Regions from separate parts of the Mus musculus genome. Here all the other regions are linked to region 1. A link is a loop called in an ENCODE intact Hi-C map of the cell type or tissue named here. Cell type or tissue: left cerebral cortex. All regions are shown on one strand.

What was found. Peaks named below come from ENCODE experiments on the same cell type or tissue, not always from the same donor. Only the 100,000 strongest peaks of a DNase experiment are listed, where the experiment ranks them.
Region 2: a loop joins it to region 1, with 2.3 times the contacts of the local background. A loop is called at or near these places in 3 of 42 quality-filtered maps.
Region 3: it touches region 1 in a loop (1.9-fold over the local background); 4 of 42 quality-filtered maps call a loop at or near these places.

The regions. Positions count from the first base shown.
Region 1 is chr6:148,562,477-148,566,476 of GRCm38, reverse strand. No RefSeq gene overlaps it. Among named protein-coding and RNA genes, the nearest start is that of Gm36613, 39 kb to the left of the region's middle. In left cerebral cortex, no CTCF peak of the experiment used is centred here; a DNase peak (open chromatin) is centred at 2,035.
Region 2 is chr6:148,620,271-148,624,270 of GRCm38, reverse strand. No RefSeq gene overlaps it. Among named protein-coding and RNA genes, the nearest start is that of Gm6313, 8.0 kb to the right of the region's middle. In left cerebral cortex, a CTCF peak has its summit at 1,720; a DNase peak (open chromatin) is centred at 994.
Region 3 is chr6:148,685,952-148,689,951 of GRCm38, reverse strand. No RefSeq gene overlaps it. Among named protein-coding and RNA genes, the nearest start is that of 4930528G23Rik, 10 kb to the right of the region's middle. In left cerebral cortex, a CTCF peak has its summit at 1,996 (motif pointing right); DNase peaks (open chromatin) are centred at 1,695 and 2,001.

The DNA.
Region 1 (4,000 bases):
CTTCCTGGCTGCCCGCTTCCACTTTTCTGTTTTTATGACAAGGTAAGTTTCACTAGAGTTGCTTCCAGGAGCATGAGAACCTCCCAGTGGCTTCACTATTGAAGAAAACATCCCCTTCCCCCACTCCCAGCAACCATGCTGCCTATAGGTATCAGCCCATTAAAAAACACAAAACCTTTTCTACATTTTGTTTTTAATTTATTAACATTTTCCTTTGAGGCTATACAAGAAGGTGTCTGACAAGCTCCAAGTGAAGAGGACTAAGTGAAGGGAGCTCTTTAGCCACATCCTAGGAAGCTCAGTAAACTGTCATGCTCTATCACTATGTACCCAGAAGTAGGAATGTGAATCCTGTTTAGAGAGATAGACTAGGTTTTGATTTAGGAGGTATTTTGTTTTTGAATGAATATGCTGAGAATAGGAGCCACCTGCGCTATTAACAACAGCTCTCGAAAGCACATGCTCTAAGATGACACTTGCTAGTCTTAAGGCTCATTTTATATAGTATGGCCTTGAAGTAACTAAGATGCTCCCAGCTCATTGAGTTAATGGATCATAGGCAATTCTCATCTGCCTGCAGGAGACACTGCTCTCAACAGCTCCTGTCTACACTAAAGGCTGAGAGTAAAATCCCAAACTCATCTTATTGATTTTTAGATGATAAAACAAAAGTGCCATTTGTAATTGTAGAGACAGATGAATGAAAAAATCTTCCTCAAGTTAGGGTGACTGGAAAGTTTGTTGACAAGTGTTTTCCTAAAAGAGTACTGAGCAATGGCAGAGCTTATATTGAGCAAAGCTCTTAATGCATGCACCACGTTCATACAGACACCTGCTGGCTAGGCCCTGCTTACCTCCTACTCTGGCTTCTCTGCTTCATCAGAGCTAACTCCCTAAGGCACCACCTGCAGACTTAAGTGCTCTCCACCTGGCACAGTACTCTGAGAACTCTGCTGCCATATTAGTTACTTTCCATCTTTTTATGATTGAACGGCTGACAAATCAGGAAAGGAAGGCATGGAGAGGAAGGCATGACAGCTCAGTGTGAACCGACCAAGGGCAGGTTGCACACAGTCAGGAAGCAGAGAACAGAAAAAGAAACCCAGCTGTGAACTATCAATCCTCAACTCCAGTCATTTACTTCCTTCAATGAGGCACCACCTTCTAGAACCATCTAGAACCTTCCAGAACAGTACCAGCAGCTGGGGACCAACGATTAAAGCACATGAACCCGCGGGACCATTTCACATGTAACATGCTTATCTGGCCTACCATTGGCGTTTAAAAGCCTTGGACTTTGCTCTGATCACATATCCCTGACTCCCTGATGACGTCATAGTGAACTTGCATCACCAGATGCAAAATTTTTATTGAAAATTTTATGGAAAATATTTATTGAGCAGACAGAAGAGAAGTGAATGTTCTGTTATAGTATGATAATGAACACAGGACTCGTGAGTTAACGGATCTAATTAGAGCAAGGTTAGAATCCAGTATCAAATGCTACAGTGTTAGTGAAAAATATAATCCTTTAACAAATCCTTTACCACCTTGAGAGATTATAAGATTGTGTTATTAGGCGTTGGGAATATAGTTCAGTTGGTAGAGTACTTGCCTAGTGTGGACAAGCCATGGGTTTCATCCTCAGCACCATATAAAATTGAACATGCTTAATCCCAGCACTTGGGAGGTAGAGATCAGTAGGTCAAGGTCATCCTCAGCCACACATGGGGTCTGAGGCTGGCAGAGGATATATGATACCTTGCCTCAAATAAAATTAAAAGATGGTGTTACTGGGAATTACATAAAAATATAATGTAGTTAGACAGGTGTGAACTAAAGGGAGGTGTTGCTGGCAATGAAGAGTAATGGGCTGTTTGTGGACTCCACAGTTTGGAAGATCTGAGTTCCTAAGCTGAGTTCTAAATGTGCTGTTTGCCCATGGAGCCACTGTGATCCCTGGAATGTGAATGTTCTTCCTCCTCCTCCCAGCCTTCTTTGGCTTTTCTTATTGAGAAGAGCAAACCCAACCGAGCCTTTGAATGCATAATGCCAAAATGAATAGGAGGGAGGCACATTAGCATAAAATCTTTATTCCTGTGGTGCGCTATCCCTGGAACACATGCACATGTCTGCCCTTCTGATGCTCCTGAAGCATACTTGGTGGTTCACAATAAATTAAGGGACAGACTGATTGGCAAGGCAGCTCATTGTCAGCAGCTGTGTCTTTCCAAGTCAGAGGGTGGCTTGAATATCAGCAACTTCTTGTTTCCATATCAGAGGATGGCTGTGTCTATACTTAACTGGACAGTGACTCTGTGGTGTCCATATTAGAGACTCCCAGCTCCTGAAACGCTGTGGTTGTTTCACCTTCCTTTCACTGAGTGACATCTGTTGACAAAAGGCATTTCAACCACTTGTCAGTCAAACAATGGAGGTGCTGAGATTGCCTTCCATATCTGACAATGGACTATGGACAGAAGGTAGACTGCCAAATGTCAGGTTAGAAATGGCTGTCCCTCTCAATGTTGGGCTGAACTTGATTAAGCCTCTTAATGTCTTTGAACTGTGGGTTTTTTTTTAATCTGGAAAGTAAATATGTACAGAGACACACAAAACCACCACATGTTTCCTACTCCCTTTCCAGTTTCTGGTTGTAACCAAAGACCAATGATAAACTTCATGCTATTGGATACTCCCTGGATTGTCACAAAGTCCTGTAACATTTGACATTTATAGTTCACTATAATTCACCAAATCTTCCTCCTCAGCGCAGAACTTTGCCACAATGCTGAGTGGTGGAAATGAGCCCAAGGCTCTGAGGATGCTCACTGGGTGGATGTATTCATTATTTTCAACTCATGATGGTTTCATCAAGATGTAAATCTCACTGTAAGGCAAGGGACAAACATAAGTTTATATTTTTAAGCAGGGCTATTGTTTTATTTAATCGTATTGGTAATAGAAGAAAATAATCTTGGAGCTGCAATAACCTAACCCAGTTGATCCAGATCTCTTTCTCTCTCTCTCTCTCTCTCTCTCTCTCTCTCTCTCTCTCTCTCTCACACACACACACACACACACAAATCTGCTCTTATGAAATAAGAAAATCTTTTTTGAAGCATTTATACTCAATAAACTATACTCGTGATAATTTTCATGATGAGATAGTTAAAACTCGCAACCTGGTTTATATGATTAAAGGAACCTGATTAAAAACGAAGACAGGAGCTTGGGAGATTGCTCAGTGAGCAGAGTGCTTGGTATACAAGCATGAAAACCTGAGGGATTCCTAGAACATGTATAAAAGGCCTGGTGTGCTGTATGCCCCTGTAATACTAGTGCAAGGTTAAGAAAGAGTCAGGAGGATCCCTGAGGCTCTCTGGCCTAGTTCAAATGATGAGTTCCTGGTTCAGTGAGAGATCTTGTCCCCAAAATGAAGTGGAGAGCAATTGAGGAAGATGCCTGATGTAGACTTCTTGACTATACAAATATATGCACATGAATGCACACACCACCCCTCCCCCTCCCCCAGTAACTTAAGGTAGATACAATGAATCAAGCTCTGGTTTCCTCCAAAGCACACATGCAAAATGTCAACATAAGAGTACCCTGGATTCCTGCTTTTAATCCTCTAATCATCATTGTGCATATGGCAGTTCCTCTCAAAGAAGATATTTGGTCCCTGGAAAGGCCAAATTGCAAAATTTGCAAAGTGTACATTATGTAAGATTATAAAGGCTAATTGTAAGGTAATTGGAGTTACCATTGATAGTATTAGCAAGGGTAAAGGTGATGGCTTCAGGGTTTCATGATCATTTAATGAACCTGGCCCTGTGACTCAGTTGCAGGCTCTCCCTGTTTCATTTTCTGTGGACAGCAGCAGAGGCACTGCTGTGAGGATCAAACAGAAAATTGCTTAAGTAATTTAGATTGCTGTGTTCTGAGGTTCATGTGGTAAGTACTTAACTCGTAAATGTCCAGTCTGAGGGCTCAGCCT
Region 2 (4,000 bases), 58 kb before region 1:
ACTGTTGTCCGGCTTAGTATTGTTATTTATATTGAGACAGGATTTACTGTGTAACCTAAGGTGGCCTTGAGTTTATTGTAATCCTGCCTCGGCCTCTTTTGTTGTTGGGATTATAGACTTGCTACCACATCAATCTGGCTCACTGTGCTTTCCCGTTTCAACGTTCATACTTATTAGTCCTTTTTTTCTCTCTGTCTGTCTCTCTCTCTCTCTGTCTCTCTCTATGTGATGTTTTATTGTGACTTAGTGGCATTTTATTGTCTTCTTTTTCATTTGTAAAGTTGTTTTAATTTTTGATATTTCAGTTTCTATAGCGGATGGTAAACCTTAGGCTAAATTCTCTCTGGTGTTCTTAAACCTAAGCTATGTTGGGCCTTCTGGGAAAATCCATTTGCTAGAGAGCCATCATTAGGAATATTAATGAGTCAATGATATAATACATTTCCTCTCCCTATAGGTAGAAGAAATTCACTATTCCATACAGTAAACCACCAGGAAATTAAAAACATGACACCTTCAAGTTATGATGGGGCTATGGAAAATATTTTAAATGTGGTTGAATTTGAAATAAGCATCATGGGATGCTTCAAGGATGAAAACAAAGGAAGTCCAAGTTCAGCCATGTGACCCAGGGTCTGTCAGTTGGTCATTAGCTCCTGGGCCAGTACTGGCTGACTCACACACCCCCCCCCCATACTAGCTGTGCCATATGATATGTGTGACACTGGAAGCCAAGTAAGATTCTGCAAATCAGAAATCTGTAGAAAATTTCCAAAAGGACCTGACAAGGGTGATGATGAAGGGTTTCTTAGAGGAGTGGTTTTTTGGAGTATGGGAGACTGACTTGTGTTATGATGCCATGGAGCACAAATGTACTCCAAAGCTCCTGGTTTAAAATCATCCAAAGTCTGTGCAATCAATTGTTTGTGATAAGTGTATGCTGTTAGGTGGCAGAAACATACAGCAGTTGGTGATGTTGTGATCAGAGAACTGCAAGAGCTTAGCCTCCTATCTCCGGAGAAGCAATGACTCATAGTCACTAAATTAGTGTGTGTAGTGACTTTTAAAAACTTAAATACAGTGTGTACCAAGAAGTTTATTTTAAAAAGTATTTACTCTAATTATTTTGAAGTTATGAGTGTGAGTGCACGTGCATGTGTGAGTATGTGCGGATGAGTACTGTTGCCTGTGGAAGCCAAAGGCATCATATCTTCCTGGAGTTGGGGTTACAGTTGTTGTAAGCCACTTGATGTGGGTGCTGGTAACCAAACTCTGTGCTCGGCAAGAACAATACATGCCCTAAAACATTGAACATTTTTAACTAGCCCTAAATAAGCTAATGCTGTGGCATGAGCCTAATAAGTCTGAGAAACCAAGCTAACACACACAGATTCACCAAATTATGTTCTGACAATGTTAACAGAGGACTGAGAACCCTGGAGGTCTCAGGAAATCCCCATAATCAGTATAGCTTAGAGGGCTTGTAATGAGACCATGAGATGCCTCTCGGCAGAAGGAGCTGATTGCTAGAAATAGCTATTATAACACTTTCAGTGGCAGACAGCAGAATAAGAGAAATAGAAATGCAAATCACTCAAATCAAAGCAAAGTAAATTTAAATAAAAATCATAAAAATACCGAGAACAGCAGTCTATCGTGAACATCATAAGGAGAGTGTCACAGTTGAAAAGATTAATTATTCAGTTCCTTCTGAATCCAGCAGGTGAGTGTTGGATCTGAAATGCTCTGCAAAGGCACATGGGAGGCAGTGGAACCTTCAGGAGGGAAACCTGGTAGGCAGAAGTTAAGTCATTTGAGTGTGCCCTTGAAGTGGAGATCAGAACTCTGGCAATTCCTTCTTCTGTCTCACTATATCCTGGGTGCTAGGAGGTAGATAGCTTTCCTCTGCTCCTCACACCTGACATGATGAGAGGCTCAGCCCAAGAGTAACAGGCCCATGCTACTTATGGGCTGGGGCCTCTGATATAATGAGCAAAAATGCGTTTCATCCTTTGACTAGATTTGTCTTGGATGCTTTGTCCCATTGATGGAAAGCTAAATCATGGTTTGAAATACCTTGCTTACTTTGTAAAGTGATCAAAATAATTTATGTTTTTGTTTTTTGTTTGTTTGTTTGTTTGTTTGTTTGTTTTTTACTATGGATGAAGGTCTCATGTTTGCTGACTGACACAGTCTCATAGAAGATTTTGGAAACTGAACAAAACTTCAAAAGTCCTGGTATCCTAGTACAACAGAGGCCTCAGCATTATATGCAGGGGCAGGTCTGCATGTTACATGCTAGAATCACACGGACACTCAGATCTATCTCTCTTCAAGTCTGCCTCTGATCTAGCTTCACCAGAAGATGGGGCTTACCTTGACACTGGAGATGATACACATCGTCTCTGTGGGACTCTCACTTCCTCTCTCCTGAAATATAGAAGACACCCAAAAAGTAAAATGTCCCAGTGTTACCCTGGGTCAGCAGAGATGAATCACGGTTTAAAGAGATGGCCCTGGCTACATACATTTTAAAGAGACAACCCCGGATACATTTTCAGACCTGTCATATGCTTGGAGAGAACCTGAGATGGAGAGATGTTATTTTTCCCAGAATAGTGTTCCACAGAGATGTTGGTGAAGACTGGGGCACAGCAGTGCTCTGTGGAGACTACTGTAGAAGGGTAGGCCTTGTGTCCTCAGAATGGATAAATGGGAAGTTCCCTGAGGGAAAGAATACAGCAGAAGTGGGTGAAGGAAGTAGGAGGTGTTGGGGACAGAAAGAGAACAATTGTCACAGGCTCTGAGAAAATGACCAGTAGGGTGAAGGTTTGAGCAGAGCAATGCCATCCATTCAGCTTGGATGAGAGTGGGACACACCACTAACCTAATGATAGTCTGTCTAGAGCTAGGAATGAAGGCAGAATGTGTGAGAAGACAGGAATTCTCATTAAAATGTTCACCCTTCTGGAGAGAAAAGTAACAGAGTGGGCAGCGTGTGCCTTGTGGATAAAATGTAATAGATAAATGCTTCCTGCTGACTATGGCTTGTCATGGAGTATTCTCATGACTGAGGGCTTCAGGTCAGGGATGGCCTGGACCTGGGGATCAACACTGTGTTATATGGTCACTCAGTCAGGACTCTGAGGATGTAGGGGGTGCATTGGGTTAGGAAGACTCATGGGATCACTCTTAACCGTGTGTGACTTGGTGAATTATTGAACGCTTGTAAACCTTGATTTCCTCATGTGTATAATGGGAACAATGACATGGTCTCCCTCATGGATTGTTGTGATGGTTAAAGTAGTCATACTATGTCCCGCTGTGTTATAACTTATGTTGTGTGTGCTATGACTGCACTGAATCCGTTGCTTGCCAAGGAATGGACCTTCGAAGCAAAGCATGTCCACTAGATGCTGTGTCCAGTTTCCTCTCCTTTTCTCATGGAAAGATTCTCACCATGCATCTCAGTTTGGCCTTGAACTTGCCATCCCCTTGCCTCAGGCTTCCACGTAATGGGACTACAGTTGTGCACCACCATACCAATCTGACCAGGTTAATCTGCCTTTGCTGTTACCATCTCGCTCAAGCCTCACAACTGAAGCAACTCACATTTATGACGTACATTTTACACATGTAAGAAGAATAAGATATGAACAAGTAATTAATTAAGAATAACTAATGTAGCCAACTGTCTGAATCCATGGCTTTCTCCACCTATGCTCAGTCCATGGCCCCATGAAGTCCAGCATTTGTAAGAGTAGACAATGGAGAGTTTCTGGGAACCTCTGGTTAAAGACTGAAGTGGGAGAGTTGGCTCCAGGACCTTCAGTTGTCTTGTAATGCTGGAGCTGGAGCTGAGGGAGAAGCCAGTTCAAACTGTGCTGCTACCTAGTCAAACTGCTGAGAAGGGCACCTAGGGTGTGGAAGGAGGAGCCTTTCCTGATAAGATTATGGGTGCTTTCCCAGAGTGCTGAGTGATTATCTCATCACTCCACAC
Region 3 (4,000 bases), 120 kb before region 1:
GTGTGTCTGTGTCGGAGGGAAGAGGCTAGAAGAGAGCATTAGATCCACTGAATCTGGAATTACAGGCAGCTAGTTGTGAGCCACCTGATACAGTGCTGGCACTGAATGTACGTTCTTTCTGAGAGCACTCTTAATTGCTAAGCCATGTCTCTAGGCCACAGGTTATATCTTAGACGACCTCAAATGCAGTGTGCTGAGGTTTGGTCCCCAGGGTGGTGGTGTTAGGAGGTAGTAGAACCTTTAGGTGATGAGACCCAGTGGAACGTTATGCCATTGGAGTGTCCCTTGGAGGGGCAATTGGACTCTAAAACCTGCCTTCTCTCTCTCATTAGGGAGGCAGCTTTGTTCCACCACACACTTGTCCATGATGTTCTTTCTTACCACATACAACCCTCTGACAATAAAGCCAGCTGACAAGGCCGATCCCTCTGAAACTGGGAGCCAAAATAAATCTTTCCTCTTTCTAGTTGATTTTCCTAGATCATCCATCATAATGACAGAAAATAATATGTTGTTCCAGTGTTATTTCCTCTCCAAGATTTCAGGAAACATATAGACAGGCTTTACTTCATCTAAGGAGTTTTTGCTGGCACTGTTATTCTCTTAAAGGCTTCTTGCTCAATCCAAGAAGTTAGAATCAGTTATTAATGGGAATACCATAGTTTACTTATTAAACAGTACTTTAAGATAAATACTTTAAAATAAAATGGTGATGCTATGCATTTATATATAACATGAATATTTGCTTTAATATTTTATTAAAATGTTCAGGTTTAACTTATTAATTTTATGAATGATGTCTACCATTTGACCTATTTGACCCAAATCAGTTTTATTTATGAAATAACAAATTGGACTTACTTGATGTAATTTCATGTTTTTAATTCAAATGAGGCTATGAATTTTGTTCCTCTGAGAACTCATTCCTGGATTCAGGGCAATCAGACCCCAGGCAAAATACCAGATGCCCTATTTCTTTTTCCATTTGTGTGTGTGTGTGTGTGTGTGTGTGTGTGTGTTTCTCCTGTGTACCTGTGCATATGGAGGTTCAAGACTGATGGCAAGAATCATCCTTGGTGGCTTTCCATGTTATTTAATGAGGCAGGGTCTCTCAATCAAACTCAGAGCTCATCTATATGGATAGTCTTGCTAGGCATCTTGTGGCTCTAGGAATTTCAGATGGACCACCATGCCTACCAGGCATTTATGTGGGTTCTAGGAATCCTCTCAGTTGTGGGGTGAACACTTTAACCACTGAACCATCTTCCCAGCCCTTAAATTATTTATTTATTGCCTATTCTTTAAGACTTGTTTTCTTGTAGCCCAGACTGGTCTCAAGCTTGCTTTGTTATTGAGGATAACCTTGAAATCCTGATCTTCCTGCCTCAACCTCCCAAGTACCAGGATTACAGACATCACACCATCCACTGCTAAAAAAAAAAAAAAAAAAAAAAAAATCCTTGGATGTTATGCTTTCCCTATTGGGAAAGGAGATTGGGGTGAAGACAGGATGTTTACTATGCATTTTGGGCCAACATTTTATAAGGCTTTGGTGACCTCTCTACTTCAAGTTATCATCTGCATGGATTTCTAGTCAGAGGAGTACATAGCCTCAGTAAAATTCTGGATTGGAATTATGACTTACGTTTGTAAAAAATCGTAGAGAAGAAGAACTGGAAAGATGGGAGGGGTGGCTATGTGCCCATGAGTATGTTCTCAGACAGATTATTTTAGAAAGGAGGTTAGGTGGGAATCAAACACAAGGGAACTGAATTTATTTTAAATGCCCCCTCCCTTTCTCAAATATCACATTTGTTTCGTGTGCTCCCTGGGAGTCTTTGTCTGACCTGAGGGATGCGGGGGGGGGGGGGGGGTGGTGGGTGGGGGGGGGGAGGTGGGGGTGGGTTCCACTCCAGCTGGCTTGGGTTGCCTCCAATTACCAACAGCACAGTTCTGTTCAGTGCATCACCAGCAGGGGGCTGCAGAGCCAGAGAGCATCTGCATCAGAAGATAACACCGATATTTTTCTTTCCACAGATTAACTGGGCTTCATAAGCAATAATGTAGAGTAGAATTTGTGGGTCAACTTGTCACTCATGCTAATGGGAGGAATGCCAGGCTAGCTTTCATCCGTGCAGGTTTACATTATAAAGACTATGAATAAAAAGCAGGATAGGAAAAGCTAAGATATTAATTTGGAGCAGGAATAATGCATTGGCACACACAGGTGCTCATGTGTGCTTGCTGTTTTGAGCACCTTGGGGCACCAGATTTCTGCAGTGAAGACTACAGCTCTTCATCTATCTTTCTGACGACAATGATGTTTAATAACTTCAGGGACCTGTTTGTTCATCCTGAGTGTTCAATGGCAGCAACTACTAGATCACCAAGGGAGAGTGTCAAGCAAACACATAATTTATTATTTATAAAAGATAAAATATTTTAGTGGCTTTTAAATTCTTGTTTACCAGCTGTTGTTAGGATTCAAAGAAATAAAGAAAAAATCGATTTAATTTGTGCTCATATCTGGATTCCTTGGTGTGAATAGGACGTAGAGAAAATAAAAAAACCACACAGCATAGAACAACATCATTTTTTTTATTACATATTTCCTCAATTACATTTCCAATGCTATCCCAAAAGTTCCCCATACCCTCTCCCCCACTCCTCTACCCACTCATTCCCATTTTTTTTGGCCCTGGCATTCCCCTGTACTGGGGCATATACAGTTTGCGTGTCCAATGGGCCTCTCTTTTCAGTGATGGCCGACTAGGCCATCTTTTGATACATATGCAGCTAGAGTCAAGAGCTCCGGGGTACTGGTTAGTTCATAATGTTGTTCCACCTATAGGGTTGCAGATCCCTTTAGCTCCTTGGGTACTTTCTCTAGCTCCTCCATTGGGAGCCCTGTGATCCATCCATTAGCTGACCGTGAGCATCCACTTCTGTGTTTGCTAGGCCCCGGCCTAGTCTCACAAGAGACAGCTACATCTGGGTCCTTTTGATAAAGTCTTGCTAGTGTATGCAATGGTGTCAGTGTTTGGAAGCTGATCATGGGATGGATCTCTGGATATGGCAGTCTCTACATGGTCCATCCTTTCGTCTCAGCTCCAAACTTTGTCTCTGAACAACATCATTTTTTTTCTTTTTTTTCCATTTTTTATTAGGTATTTAGCTCATTTACATTTCCAATGCTATACCAAAAGTCCCCCATAACCCCCCCCCCACTCCCCTACCCACCCATTCCCCCTTTTTGGCCCTGGCGTTCCCCTGTACTGGGGCATATAAAGTTTGCAAGTCCAATGGGCCTCTCTTTGCAGTGATGGCCGACTAGGCCATCTTTTGATACATATGCAGCTAGAGACAAGAGCTCCGGGGTACTGCTTAGTTCATATTGTTGTTCCACCTATAGGGTTGCAGTTCCCTTTAGTTCCTTGGGTGCTTTCTCTAGTTCCTCCATTGGGGGCCCTGTGGTCCATTCAATAGCTGACTGTGAGCATCCACTTCTGTGTTTGCCAGGCCCTGGCATAGTCTCACAAGAGACAGCTATATCTGGGTCCTTTCAGCAAAATCTTGCTAGTGTATACAATGGTGTCAGCGTTTGCAAGCTGATCATGGGATGGATCTCTGGATATGGCAATCACTAGATGGTCCATCCTTTCGTCACACTTCCAGATTTTGTCTCTGTAACTCCTTCCATGGGTGTTTTGTTTCCTATTCTAAGAAGGGGCAAAGTGTCCACACTTTGGTCTTCGTTCTCTTGAGTTTAATGTTTTTAGCAAATTATATCTTATATCTTGGGTATCCTAAGTTTCTGGGCTAATATCCACTTATCAGTGAGTACATATTGTGAGAGTTCCTTTGTGATTGGGTTACCTCACTCAGGATGATGCCCTCCAGGTCCATCCATTTGGCTAGGAATTTCATAAATTCATTCTTTTTAATAGCTGAGTAGTACTCCATTGTGTAAATGTACCACATTTTCTGTATCCATTCCTCT